2 separate regions of the Mus musculus genome follow, and region 2 is linked to region 1. A link is a contact called in ENCODE Hi-C or POLR2A ChIA-PET data. All regions are on one chromosome and are shown on one strand. The core of a region is the stretch at or near the end of the contact, and the rest is flanking DNA. Distances in the headings are between cores, read along the strand shown.

Region 1 (7,236 bases), core at 1,385-3,884:
GGCGGATCTCTGAGTTCAAGGCCAGCCTGGTCTACAGAGTGAGTTCCAGGACAGCCAGGGTTATACAGAGAAACCCTGTCTCAAAAAAAACCCAAAACAACAACAACAACAACAAAAAGTCAAGAAAATCTCTTCGATGAAACATAATTTATTTTGATTTATTTATGTATTTATTTGCCAAAGTGTCACATATTAAGGAAATACGTTTTGTGCTGTTTTTGTTTTCTGAAGAATAATTTTAGTTTTGGCTGTTTGGTTTAATAAAAAGAGCAATGTGAAACTGAACATTTGGATTTAGCAAACATCTCTACCACTTCTTAGGCACCAGTGCCTCATCTTTAAAACTGACAGTTATACCTTTTGTTCCCAATAATCATATATTCTCTTTAGTTATTGTGTACTCGGGGCTGTGGAATTTTTACACTATAAATGAGAGCAGCCACAAATATCGCTTTGTTGTGAATCAAGCAATGTAATTAAATGTTTTCCATATATTCTCCACCTTTTGGAATTCAGTAACCAGTGGAGCACGTGTTTTCTAATTTTGGAGGATTATAATCAGGCTGAAGCCCTGAGACAGAAGCTGATGTGGAGATTAAAAAACTAAAAGCCGTGGCCAACTCGCTCATTCCACGAAAAAAAAAAATGACCAAATGTTTTCATTTCGCCAACGCAACTACCACAAACTGGAAGCTCCTAGCTGACATTTTAGCGACACGAGCGGAATTTAGACACAAAAGGTCCTTAAGACGCGTGGGGTAACTATACATCTATATACCAATACCAATCCTTAGTGACCCCACCACCACCTCCTTCCCAAAGTGTACCCTTGACAACCCTGAAACGTACTTGCCACCATCACACGGCGCAAAAGTTGAACAAATTCAACCAGAAACACCGAAACAACACTTCCGGCAACTGGAATCACACAGCCCCCCCACTTCCTGAGTGCAGGAAAATGGGTCCGGATGGGAATTAACGGTAGCAAGTTCCGACTCTTCTCTTTCCGTTTTTGAATGCTTCCCTCCCTCAGTTATTTTACATTATTTTTAATGTGGATGTTCATGCATGTGCCCACTCAGGCGAGAGGCTTGGATTCCCCACAGTATAGGTGCTGGGAGCTGATCTGAGGTTCTCTGTAAGAGCAGTAAGTGCCTTTAACCACAGAGCTGAGGGCTAGTCTAAAATATTCTAATTGAAGTCAGCTTTCAGATACCTTACAAGTCTCTGTTATGGGATCTCTAACCAGTTTAACACACACACACACATATTCAGGAAGTAGAGTACAATTTCTGAAATAACCCCCAGTAACAGTAGTGGAAGAAGCTAGGAGGAGACTTGGAGTTGGCTGATTTGGCCTACGGAATTATTTTATTTTTTTAAAGGCAGGATTGCCTGGAACGCTTAACTTGCAAAACAACGTTGTTGAGTCGACTGGACACATCTTCCTCCGCATTTGAGTCCTTTATTACTACCACTGGGCGAGAAAGAGGTGTTGATTTTGTTTTTACCTTATTCTCTATTACCTAGAAATTACATTGAGGAATACAGAAGACTGGGGCCCAACATTCAGAATTCTATGAATCAAAGTGTGGCGTTAGGGGCATTGAGCTTGAAGGTCATCCAGGAAGTAACATTGTTGAATTTATCCTCTGTGTGATTTATTCTAAGTCTCCTCTCCCACCCCCAACCTGCCATCTGTCGACCAAAAGGAACAGCTACCAAGTACTTCGAGCGTTCTTGGCTCCTTGTGTAAAAAGCTGAAGACAAAAAGGAGAGTTCATTTACGTAGGGACTCCTTTTTGACTACTTCCTCCATTCTAAGCAGTAAAACTAACTTCCTGAAACATTCGTTTTTAGTGAGACGCTGTCCGCCAGTTTTATTACCTTCTCTGGCAAGGTTGTACGGTCCCTTCCTGTCGTGCAATAGCCAAGAGAGTGCTTATAGACTCTTTTGGGGGTTTATTAGCAAAGACTGGGCTGGAGCAGATTTCAACCCTCCATTCTGGCGGCTCCGTGACGCCTGCAATGCCCATGAACTACAACTCCCGGCAGGTAGTGCGCCCACACCGCCGCGCATGCTCTAGTCCGGAGGGGCGGGAGTATGTGTGTGTCTATGGCTTGCCTAGGACTGTAGTTTCCACGGCGCGCGCCTGTGAATGGAGGGGCAAAGGTGTACAGGGCTCGGAAAACACACTCTTCCGCTACTTGTTTGACAATTCTAGTAGTTGGCGAAGCATCTGGTTCACAATCGAGGTGTGAGAAGGTGAAGAAAGAATGGGTGGGGGAAGAACTGGTACAAATATATCCTCCCATATTCACGTGCTCCCAGGCCGGAGGACCCGGCTGGGAGCTTTAAAGGGGCGTGCTGAATTCGGCTGGTCCTCGCCCCAAGAGCGGCACAAGGAGAGGCGAAGGCTTTGCGGAAGGGAGAGTGGACCGACCGGCGTCGCGCCGAAGGGCGCCGGGGGCGGGGCGGGAAGTAACCGCTGCAGGAGCAGCCCAACGTTTCCAGAGCGAGCCGCGGGCGCCCGGGCGGGGTCACGAAAGCTGGAGCTCACGCCTGCGCGTGCGCCGGTGCTAGTGGGCGTGAAGGAGGCGGGCCGAAGCGGCAGAGGGAGGGCCCAGCCGGCCGTCGCTCCTCCTCCACCCGCTCTGCCCCCTCCTGGGCCTTGTGGGCCGGGCAGCCATTTTGGGAAGAGCTTTGTTATGGTTGTGGGCTAGTCACCTCTGCTGGTCGGAGAAGCTGAGGACGCGTCCTCAGACGCCGCGAGTCGTCCTTGACCGTAGCCCCGCCGCTGCCGGGTGAGTATGGGTCCTGGACACCGAGCAGAAGGAGACCTGGAGTGGTCCCGGCACGGGCTCCGCCGGCACCTAACTGGCCGTCTAGGAAAACTAGTTAGAAGAAGGTCTTGCACAGGTGGTTGGGTGTGGGTCCGCCGGGGTGGACGAGGGACCTGGGAGTCGCCGAGTTGGAACGTCCCCCTCCCCCCCGCCAACGGGAGGAGTCTTGCACACTAGCGTCGCCGCGGCGGTTCCAGAGCTCTCCGACTTCAACTTCAGTTCCCGGTCGGAAACGCTCACCTGCGGCTCCGGCTCCTCTCCAGGAGTTCCGGCTTGATAGTGGTTGAGTGATTTGGTTTACTTGGGTTTTATTATCATTATTATCATTACTATTATTATTATTATTATTTTACCTTTCTTTAAAATAAGAGCCGAAGGCTTCTGTTTTCCAGTTAAGAGAAACTTAACGAGGAAAAAGTCGTGTAAGTCAAATGTGGACTATCTGGGCGAAAGGGAACTTCCACGCCCGGAGTCGCGGTTCTCTGGGGTAGGGAGACCTTTTCAACTTCAGATTGTCTTACTGGTTATCTACCAAACTCCGTCCCATTGGAGTGGAAGTTTGATTAGTTGAAGTGGCTTAACTAGTCGTTTTTATTCCATGCTAAATCTTCCCAACCCATAAAATTCAAAAGATACTGAATCTAAAATGGCTGTAGCCTGAGGAAGAACCCTGTTTAAATGCTTAAATATAATAACATTTCAGTCGTTTTTTCCCCTATGGGACGTTTTCTCTTAGGAGTTTTTGACAATTGGTACCTTTGAAGAGGGTAGGTGTAAGCGAAGGTGAGGCTCAGGAAGTTTACTGCAAAAGTTTACATAAGAATGGGTGCGGTTTTTTGTTTTTGGTAGTTGTGAATAGTTCTGAAATTGTGCTGTGGTATCAGTTTTGTCTGCCACTTTTGTACTCTGAGGTTGGCATGTATAATGTGTTGAATAGTTTAACTTTGATAACTCTTACCCGGAAAACCAGAAGTTAGTGGTGGTTCATGGTTTTTGTTTAGTAATAAAGCCACTTTTTTTGTAAATCTCATCAAAAACTAAAGAGTATTAGACGCCAGTAGACAGATTTGTAGTTTGTTGGTGGTCGAATGTTTTTTGTTTTCAAAATGGGTTTGTCAGTGTAGCCCTGCCTATTCTAGAACTCACTCTGCAGTCCTTGCTGGGCTTGAACTCAGACCCTGAGTCCTGGGATTAGAGCGCTTTTATCACTTCTGCTCCACTCATGAGGTCTCATGTTTTTTATGGTAGTTTTCACCTCAGAACCCAAGAAATTTGGGCATTTACAAAATAAAGAAACAATTTTGCAAGTGAAAATATATTCTGAAGTGTAATGCTAGGTCCTTCTCTCCCACTTTTTTTTTTTAACTAAAGGCAAGCTTCGCTTACAAAACAAAACAAAACAAAAAGACCCTGCCAGAAGTGCAAAAAAACAATAGCAAATTTTAATTTTTGGAAAGGTGTGATTGAGTGAAATTTCTGTCTATTTAAAAGATAAGATAGAGTGCAAATTGTGGATCTTTGACGATCCATTCCCAGGATAAACTGCCACCTTTCATAGAGTTGGTTTCAATTACATTTATATATTCATTTAGACGGTAAAATTTTTGTTCTAGGAATTTTTTTCTTATGTATATGGGTAGTGTGCCTGTATGTATTCCTGTGTAAACGTACATATAGGTCCCATTGAGGTCAGAAGATAATGGATCCCCTGGAACTGGGGTTAAAGACAGTTGTGAGGTGGTGTCATGTGAGTGTTGGGAGTCAAACCTGGGTACTCTGGAAGAGCAACAAGTGCTCTTAACTGCTAAACCATCTCTTCAAAAGCCCAGGAAATATTTATTTACTTATTTATTTTGTTGGTCTTGGAAGAAAATCATTTAAAGTTCTTTTTGAAAATTAGAATTGCTTTCTGTCTTGACATTATTTTACAGTACTAAATTCACCTTTTTTACCTTTCTTCTGAGTGTTCTAAAATGGCTTGCATTTATTTGTTAGTCTAACCTTTCAGTTTATTGTGGACAGTGTGCTTTAAGAATTCGTGAAGTTGGGAGACGGAATGGGAAGCCTTTATTTTGAAGTAACAGAATTCTTTTTTGTTTGTTTGTTGTTGGTTTTTTTTTTTTTTTTTGGAGTTTTTTTGGAGTTTTTTTCTGTGTAGCCTTGGCTGACCTGGAGCTCACTCTATAGATCAGGCTGGCCTGGAACTGGGTTCCATCTGCCTTCAAATGCTAGAATTATCTAAAGGAGTATACCACCCTGTCAGGCTTTTTTTTTTTTTTTCTTCCTCCAACCATTTTAATAATTTGTACATGATAAGAAATCTGTGAGTGTACTTGTGTGTGTTTCTGTATACATAGAGACACACAAATTTGTTGAGACAGAGTACTACTATGTAGGACAGTGGTTCTCAGCCTTCTAATGCTGAGCCCCTTTTAATATAATTTCCCATGTTGTGGTGAGGAATTCCCACCATAAAATTATTTTGTTTCTACTTCATAACTTTAGTTTTTCTGCTTTTAGGGATTATAATGTAAACATCTGTTATGTGACCCCCTTAAGCCCACAGGTTAAGAGCCACTGGTGTAGATTCATGCTGATCCAGAACTCACAGAGATCTACCTGCTTCTTCTGCCTGTCCTATGCTGAAATTAAAGGCATTCTCCGCTGTATCTGGCTACTTTTTATTTTCAGTGTAGGCGATTAAACCCAGTCTAGTGTATGCTACAAAACATACTGTCACTAAACTATATACCACCAGCCTATAATTTATTTTCTAAAGTATGAATTAATTCTGTTATTAACATGCATGAATATTTTGCCGGTGTGTATGAGTGTCACGTTTGTCTGGCACCCTCGGAGGTCTGTGTTGGGCCTTGGATCCCTGGGACTGGAGTTACAGACAATTGTTAGCTTGGGTTCTTGGAATTAAACTCTGGTTCTCTGAAAGAGCAATTGGTCTTAACCACTGATCCAGATCTCCAGCCCATATGATTGATTTATGGTTTCTCAAGCTAGCCCTGACTGTCCTCAAACTTTGTAAACTGCTGGCATGAACTCAGAGATCTACCTGCCTCTGCTTCCCGGTTGCTGGGATCAAAGGTGTCTACTGCCACTGCCCCATTCTTTCTCTCTCTCTCTCTCTCTCTCTCTCTCTCTCTCTCTCTCTCTCTCTCTCTCTGTGTGTGTGTGTGTGTGTGTGTGTGTGTGTGTGTAAGTAAGTAAGTACACTGTTGCTCTCTTCAAACACACCAGAAAAGGGCATTGGATCCCATTACGTATGGTTGCTGGAAATTGAACTCAAGATTTCTTAAAGAGCAGTCGGTGCTCTTAACTGCTGAACCATCTCTCCAGCCCTATAATAGAGGTTTTTAAAAATACTCATTTAAACAGTTCTCAATCTTCTTTCAGAAGACAGCAAATCTTAATCTTATAGTTTAAGACTAATGTGCCAGAAAAGACTGTAAACTATATCAGCTTTTCTTTTTTCAGTCCTGCTCACAGAAGGCAGACTATGAGACTATAAATATTTATTAATAAATGCCTAGGCCATAAGCTTTGGCTCATTTCCTTTCTAGCTTGTAACTTATTTAACCATTTAAACTATTCTGTCTCCCATGTGGTTAGTTACCTCTCTTTCAGTCTCAGCCTTCTTCCCTCAGAGTCTCTCCAAGTTCATCTAACCTTCTGGTTATGCTGGTCTCCTCTGTTTTTCCAGTCTTTTATCTCATTATTTCCCAGAATCTTCTCTTCTTACAACATCCCACCTCCTGTTTCCTGCCTCAGCTTATTGGCCATCAGCTTTTTTATTGACAGGTGATGTTTATAAGAGATTCTCCATTTGTCCAAACTGCTTTTCCCCCCTTCTACCCTGGAGACTAGCTATGTCTACCCTGGAACTCACTGTGTAGACCAGGCTGGCCTCAAATTCAGAAGTTTGCTTGCTGCTGCCTCCCAGGGGCTGGGGGTCAAAGCTGTGTGTCCCATGTCTGGCTCAAAGTACTTTGTATTTATTACCTTAATTAATAATGGTTGTGAGTCCATATTGTGGGGTTGTTTTTTACCTTCCTGGTACTGGGAATTGATTGAACTGAACACCTCATGGCTGGTAAGCCAACCCTCTTACACTTAATTTTATCTTTATTGTTGTTATTTAAGACCATGTCTCACTAAGTTGTCATGGCAGGCCTTGAACTGTGAACCTCCTGCTTTGCCTCCTTTCAGGTAGCTATGATTGGGTGTGTGTGACGTCATGCTTTGCTAAGCAGATGTTTTTTTCCTTACTTTGTGTTGTGAAACATGAAGATGAGATGCACTTGACTAGTAGACAAACCTAAGTAAGCTGTCACGGTGTTTACTACTGAAGTACTATATGTGTCTTTGCTCTTGTGTGGT
Region 2 (7,236 bases), core at 2,343-4,842, 40 kb after region 1:
GGCCAAAGGGGGACTTCTGCTCCTCTGGAAGAACAGCTCTGAACTGCTGCTGAGCCAAGTGTCCAGCCACCAATATGAATATTTTAAAGAAGGCCTGACAAGTGCTTCCTACTTAATTAAATGGGTGCATGGGGGTGATTGAATGAAGTAAGACGACAGTGGAGATGGAGGAATGAGAATGACTCCGTGTAGGGTTAGCACTTGCCCACTAAGTGTTTACATCTTCCATACCTAGAAACACATGGTGATGGAAGTTGAGAAATGGTTTCCACAATTTGTTCTCCGAGTTGTATATGTGAACTTGATATGCACATATACATACAAAATGAATGAAGAGCTGGAGAGATGGCTTAGTGGGTTAGGAGCGCTTGTGGCTTTTGCAGTTTTTATGGTTGTGGTTCCACATTTTAGGGCCACCAAGATGGCTCAGTGAACTTAAGTTTATGTCACCAAGTTTGAGGATTTCGGTTTGATTCTTGGGATCCACATGATGAAAGTAGACAAATGACTCCCTTGACATGATACTTTACCTGGCCTACCTGTGCTAACACAAATACATGCACAGGCTAAATGTTAAGATATGTTAAGGAAATTGGCAGCTGGAGGTCATAGTTCATTGGCAGAACATTTACTTGCATTGCATGGCCAAGGCCCTCGATTTACTACCTGAAACCACCACAAAAGGTAACACTTTCAGTATAATGCTCATGTAGCCCATTTTTCTAAATCTGCTGGAATTGGAAGGATGGCCCCATGGAGCACTCAACTAGCTGCTCTTTCAGTTGGCTACGGTTCAAAATGCAACTAGCAATCATAACCTAAGCCACCCCAATTCTAACCTCATTGGGAACTGAATGCGTTGGTATACGTGCAGGCAAAATACCCATACACTAAAAAAGAAAAAGCATCTTTTAAATCTATGAAGTAACAGTTTATTAAGGCAGTGGAGAGAATGCTCGCCTTTTATATAATGTTTCAGAGCACATAAACATCGTGTAACTTGCTCCTCTTTGGATGTTTGGAGAGAACTACCTTAACAGCTCTGTCTTACTGAGGAAAGGCTGCTTCAGAAATGAGGTGCATGGATCTGTGTAGACGAATTTTAATCAGGGAACATGTTTGCTCTTGAAAAGGATCACATCCAAAAGATAGATGTCTGTATGACCTCGCTGGATACAGACATGCCCTTAGTGTGATGAATCAGAAATATCTGACCAAATGAGTCAGAGAGATCAGCTCAGGAGCGAGGATTAAAAAGAAAAAAGGCAATTTTCATTGTAGTATGAACTCAGCAAGGTCTGAGGCTGAAGTAGGTTTATTTTTTTTCCCCCAATTTGCTTTTATATCATTTTAATTACATGCAAATAATAAGATCAGTTCTAGGCTGGAGAATAAGCAAGACAATAAAACTCCCAAGCTCACTGTTTCTAAGTGCTTATCAGGATGACCAAGATATCTGAGCCTACTTCCCTGTCCTAGCCCAAAGTAAAATTCTTGCCTTAAGCCTACTACTTTGTTCTAGCCAAATTAGATTCCTGCCTGAGCTTACTTCCTTGTCCTGGCCTAATGTCAAATCCCAGCCAAGTGGCCCCACAAAGCTCTCCACAGATGGGCAAAGCCCAACTCAGGAAAGAAATGCTACTTAAGAGCAGTGCAGGGGGGCTGGTGAGATGGCTCAGTGGGTAAGAGTACCCGACTGCTCTTCCAAAGGTCCAGTGTTCAAGTCCCAGCAACCACATGGTGGCTCACAACCATCCGTGACGCCCTCTTCTGGTGTGTCTGAAGACAGCTACCGTGTACTTACATATAATAAATAAATCTTAAAAAAAAAAAAAAAAAGAGCAGTGCAGGGAAAATCCATCTTGGAGTTAGTTCAGTTGAGTGTAGTTTAGAGGCAGCTTCACCAAGTAGAGCACTTCAATGAGAAGCTAAGAGAAGCCGGTTTGAACCAGTTCAGAGAGGACTTTGAGACAGAACAGCTGAGTTGAGTCAGCCAGCTTTGAGGAAGAGCTAGAGTGAGTTTATTCAATAGTCTCAGAGCCTGAAAACATTTTAGGCATAGATTCGCCTAGGAGATGAGGATGAACGTTGCTTTTACAGATCTGTGTAAAGGTGACGATAACTTGACCAGCAGAAAGAGCTCGTTTAACTCACAAGTAGTATCCATCTGACAAATTGTATTCTCCCCAACGGGTCTCCCAGTTCTCATTACTGGAAAGGTTCAGATCATTCCTGTCCCAGAATGGGAATTAGAAAGACTATTCCATTGTGTGGTGTGTTAATTCTGTAAAAGATGGGTTTATGCAAAGACATACTGCTAATATGAGGTTTACCTTGTGCGGAAATGTTCCCTACAGTGGAGAATTCTAGCTTGAAATCTGTCCATTTTAGAGAACAGCTGTGGTACAGATGACAGTTGCCTATCAGAGGCTAAATAGGCAATGAAGTCAAAGCCGCAGTTAATTAAATACTTGGCCAAACTCACTGTAATTGGTGGAACAAACTGACATTTTCACACCTGGGCCCCACCCAAAGGTGGCCAGGCACATTGCCCAGGCCTGCCTAAGCCTGTACTCGCTGCCCAGGGAGCTAGGGCACCTCCCCAAACATAAACATACATTTGAAGGACCTGGCGATTTAGCAGACTTGGTCTATTCTTTGTCCCTTTTCTCTCTTTTCTGTCCAGTCCGCCTTTTCTCTTTTGTCACATCCTCTGTAGGACGCTGGTGTCTATAAGAGATTCCATTCCATGGCCGATTACTCAGGGGAATCAGGACTTTTATCCTGTGAATCCTGTGATATGGTTTTCCGCTCCTGGGCTCTGTTGGCCACACACACCAAACGATTCTGCATTGGCCGGCTGACTCCGGAGGTAACACTTAAATCACAGCCTTCAGTCGCGATCAAACGAGGCACCAAGGTAAGGGCCGCCAGTGGCCAGGGGTAGGTTTTCCATCAATCATTATTCTTACGTTTTTTGCCTCCCCGCCACCAGATCATGGCACAAGAAAAGAGCCGTGATCAGGAAGCCAGCACATCTGCTCTAAAGAGGCTGACAGAGGAGGTACACACCAATCATGACTACAAACTTCAACTTTACATGTGTAGAGATTTACATGCTGGAAATCACCCAGTACAGAAATAGCGGGTCCGAGTTATTTGCAGGTGCAGTTGCTGTCCCTACAGAAAATAGGTCCCCGAGCGACTGAGGGTCTCACTTCCCAGACTGCAGGGAGCCCTGGGGAGAGGCTGCGAGTCTTGCAGGGAACCCGCGCCAGACGCATGGCAGAAACAGAAGCACAGAGCCGGGCGCTGGAGCGTCGCGGCGAAGGTGAGAGGTAAGGACTCGGCCCTGTCGCTGTGCTCGGACTCACCCTGACTCTGCCCATTTGTCCCTCAGAATTAAAACGGCGCCTCCACAGCGTGGCGGGACCCAAGGGAGGATTACCCCGCCCATTCGACTTGGAGCGCGAGCTCAGAGAACTCAAGGAAGAGGCCAACCGGACCCGGGGAGCACTGCAAACGCTAGGTGCGCATTTCCAGGCGCTCCAGCTTCAGCCTCGGTGAGTTGCCGGCCCAGCTTTGGTAGGAGTGCGGGCGGGGCCTTGGGCTCGGGTCAGTGACATCATCTGCTTGCGCCAGAAAACTGCAGGACACCCATAGGGCAGTGGAATTCTGTTACCTGCCCCTGCGGTTCAACCCGGAAACGCTGGCTGCAGAGATCCGGTGAGGACCCCGGCCCTGGGTGGACAGGATCGGGAGTCTGTTCAGTCTGGGAGATCGCTTTCTGCTGCCTTCTTGCTAGGATCCTACGTGAAGCCTACGTGCACGGTGGAGGCCGGGACCCAGAAGTTCTGGACAAAATATTGCAGCTGCAAGTGGAAGCGTCAGCCCTGGAATTGCAGCGGTCGCAAAACCGCAAGGGTGAACGAAAGGGTCTATCATAGAGGGTTTCTACACTGATGGTCCTAGAGTTGGAAGGAGAAAAGGGCTTGAGGGAGAGCACCACTAGAATGGGAGGCACGTAAGCCCAAGGAAGGAAAACCCATTGCCAGATGACAAATCCAGGCTTGTGCAGAAACCCTTAAAGTTGGATTACTACATAATGCTTGACAGATCACTTTAATTCATCTCAGAAAAACTAAGTGCCGCCTCTGAGGAGGTTCTAACGGTGGAAGCCGAAAACAGGCTCCTGGAGGCAGAAATCCTGGCATTGCAGAAGCAGAAAGTCCTGAGTCTGTCGCCCTGGGGTCAGTGAAAAATACAGCCTCTCCCTAGACAATCCCAGGGAACCCAACTCTGAAGGGGTGAAGGGACCAAGTCGGGAGGATGAAGTCCATGTCTGTAACGTGTTTCTGTCAATACAGCTATCTTTGTATCTTTGGTTTATGAGCCTGTACTCCCTCTGACTTACTCAGTTTGCTGCTTCCTCCAGCTCAAGCCACTTTGTTGTTGTTTCTAGGATCCAGGGATCTCCCCGGACACCTGAGTAGGTGTGATAACTCCCTCCTCCCTCCACTGGTTGCACCCCCAATACCACAACTTACAAGTTCCACAAAAGCCCAGAACTTCCATGGCACTTCAAAGACTGTGAGAAAGACAGCATTCGGGGTTGATGGCTGGCTTGACATGCAGTTTGGGGATCATGGGCAGATTGCAGTTCTGTAGGACTGAACTCTTTTGTCCACAATAGATACTTAATGGAACCATGACAAGAAAAATGGGTCTGGATCTCCACTTCCTCCTACCTGCATCAGATGTTCTAGGTCCAGCACCCTATGATCCTGGGTGAGGCCTGCTCCCTCCTTCACAGCATTTTTGAATGCTGACATTTATGGAGACCCACCAACCGCCATCCAGGCTTAAAGTACTGGCCGGGTGGAGGAATTAGGGGCTCTGTGTACATAGATTTGTATTCTTCAGGGCTGGCCTTGTCATTTTCTATGACTTCCTGCGGGGCCTTGACACTTCTTGGATATGGGTACAGCTAATGACCAGCTTGGCCCGGAATGGACAAGATACAGGAGGGACCACAGCATTACCTCCAGCCCTTTGCTTGCCACAACCTTCAGCTCCTGGACCTATGGGCAACTGTGCTATCCTAGCAAGCAAGCAGCCTGTGCCCAGGTTAGTAGGTATAGGTCATAAAGGCTGCACCTTACTAGGTCTGATCTGTACACTGGGCCCAAGAGCAGCCCTACAACAAACTAGGGACTTCAGCTAAATACTCGAACGTGATTTTGTTTCACAGGCTGCCTCCATCACCACTGGTATCTTTGATCTGTGAACTACAGGCCTGGCATGGAGTTACATGGGCACCACAACCAAAGGCTTGGGCCTCACTATTGCTATTTGACCAAGATCTGAGGGTGCTTAGGGGCCGTTGGCGCCTCCCACTTCGGGTCTATCCTAACACCAGCCTCAGCCTTGCCCAGAGGAATGAGATTCCCCAGGTAAGTATAGAGGATAAAGACTGGGTATACTCCCAGATTCCAATGGAGTACCACTTCCTTTGTTAGGCAGGCCAGGCTGAGCTCTTTCTGAGGCTGGTAAATGCAAGAGATACAGATGCCCAGACATTGGCAGAGATCAACCCAGCAAATGCCCATGAATACCAGTACCCACCAATGGTGAGTCCACTTCTGGTCAGCCTGTAGGCTAAGCAGCTTCTATTAGATAGTGTATACCAATTAAGGTATCTACATTAATCCTTAAACCTACCCATGAAATACCATGTGGCAGAAAAAGAACACTTGCCCTGCTTTTCATTAAACTTTGTCCTCAGTTTAACTCCAACGTTTGTCTTAAGTTTTGCTTAAAAACAAAACCCTATCTTTCATATTCTATAGGTGTCCAGTTCATCTGTGGAATCCAGCTTCTTCACCCACAGTTCTGCCTTTGCTGACCCCCCACCTCCCACAGAAGAGGCTTTTGTCAGCGTTAAGGATAAAAATGAGCACTTGAGTCCTCACCAGTTTTGACTGAAACACTGAATTTCTTCTAGACCTGCAGCTTTTTAAATGGGGTCTTGTAACAGTGGCCAACTACATTTGATCCTAAAATACTGTGTGGCAAAAAAGAACTTAACCCAAACCCACTTTTCTTTAAACTAGCCAACTAGAATTTCTTCTGCATTTATTTTCCTTTTATAAAGCAGGTCCAGGAGTAAATGTCTTCAAATATTTAGTTAAACTGGCTGGCATTCAACACTTTGAAAATGGCTTTACCTAAACCAGTGTTGTCAAATTTCACTGAATTCAGCTTTCTCAGGAATTGTAGACAGAAATCTATCCGGGATCAAGCTTCCAATATAGAGGGAACTCCAGATTTAGATTAAAGGGTAGCCCAATTCTTTTCCAGCTAAGTAGAGGATCATCTACTGGAATTGTATCCTGGACCAATCAGCAAAGATGGCCTACTACTGCATATAAAGTGTTCTGAATGGAAAAATGGGGAAAAACACTTGAGGACTTGGAGTATAATACAAAGTTCTCAAGAAGAGCCAGACACTCTTTAGCCAAGCTTTTAGTGACGGAGCAAAAAAATTTGTGAAAAAAAATGGAAAATCATTCTGTACAGCTCCCATCCTCAGGACTAGACTGTCAGCAGGCTTTGTAGCATTTAACAAGTCAGTATGAGGCAGCTCAGACTCTGCACCCTGCCTGTTCTAGCCCAATGGCATTAAAATCCTGACCACCACCGGGCAGTGGTGGCGCATGCCTTTAATCCCAGCACTTGGGAGGCAGAGGCAGGTGGATTTCTGAGTTCAAGGCCAGCCTGGTCTACAGAGTGAGTTCCAGGACAGCCAGAGCTATACAGAGAAACCAAACCAAACCAAAAAAACCAAAACCAAACCAAAACAAAAAAACCCTGACCACCATCCCACAACTAGACACCAAGAAGTGATGGACCAGTTTGCCACTCAACTCCATATTGCACGAGGCACTCCCAGCAGCCCAAGAACCTTCTTGTACTTGTTCAGTCTTCCATATATAATTCCAGAACAAGGGCTTTGTTAAAATTAGCATATTTATTTTTATAGACAAAACTGCAGACAATATAACAATTCCACTTATTGACATATAGTAACCTTTCTATACAGAAAATAACACACTTTCTCCCCCCAGTGTCTTATACTACAGTGTGAGCCTGAGTCTAACAACTGTTTTCCTCAGGAACAATTTCCCAGGTTTCTACCAGTTTTCCCAGGATAGGATTATGGCCTTAAATGGAAAC

Evidence for each region. A loop is a pair of places that touch in the nucleus more often than their neighbours do. ChIA-PET counts read pairs that join two places held with the same protein, here RNA polymerase II (POLR2A).
Region 2: a loop to region 1 is called in a map of gastrocnemius, with 8 times the contacts of the local background. The contact joins the promoter of C530005A16Rik here to the promoter of Gpbp1l1 in region 1. A Hi-C loop is called at or near these places in 5 of 37 maps with a recorded cell type or tissue (T-helper 17 cell, gastrocnemius, heart and 1 more). POLR2A ChIA-PET finds 5 or more read pairs at or near these places in 4 of 5 experiments (Patski and embryonic stem cell).

What each region holds. Positions count from the first base shown.
Region 1 is chr4:116,555,024-116,562,259 of GRCm38, forward strand. It overlaps Gpbp1l1 (GC-rich promoter binding protein 1-like 1), which reads left to right and starts at 2,635. Exons shown (of 12, transcript NM_029868.3): 1 at 2,635-2,805. It overlaps Tmem69 (transmembrane protein 69), which reads right to left and starts at 920. Exons shown (of 3, transcript NM_177670.4): 1 at 850-920.
Region 2 is chr4:116,594,038-116,601,273 of GRCm38, forward strand. C530005A16Rik (RIKEN cDNA C530005A16 gene) reads right to left here and starts at 3,593. Exons shown (of 3, transcript NR_029450.1): 1 at 1,805-3,593. It overlaps Ccdc17 (coiled-coil domain containing 17), which reads left to right and starts at 2,693. Exons shown (of 13, transcript NM_001037916.3): 1 at 2,693-2,920; 2 at 2,996-3,064; 3 at 3,226-3,331; 4 at 3,401-3,563; 5 at 3,643-3,726; 6 at 3,806-3,924; 7 at 4,137-4,250; 8 at 4,463-4,590; 9 at 4,694-4,788; 10 at 4,924-5,127; 11 at 5,252-5,453; 12 at 5,520-5,630; 13 at 5,850-6,229. The coding sequence starts at 2,750. The coding sequence ends at 5,981. It overlaps Nasp (nuclear autoantigenic sperm protein (histone-binding)), which reads right to left. Exons shown (of 16, transcript NM_016777.3): 16 at 7,015-7,236.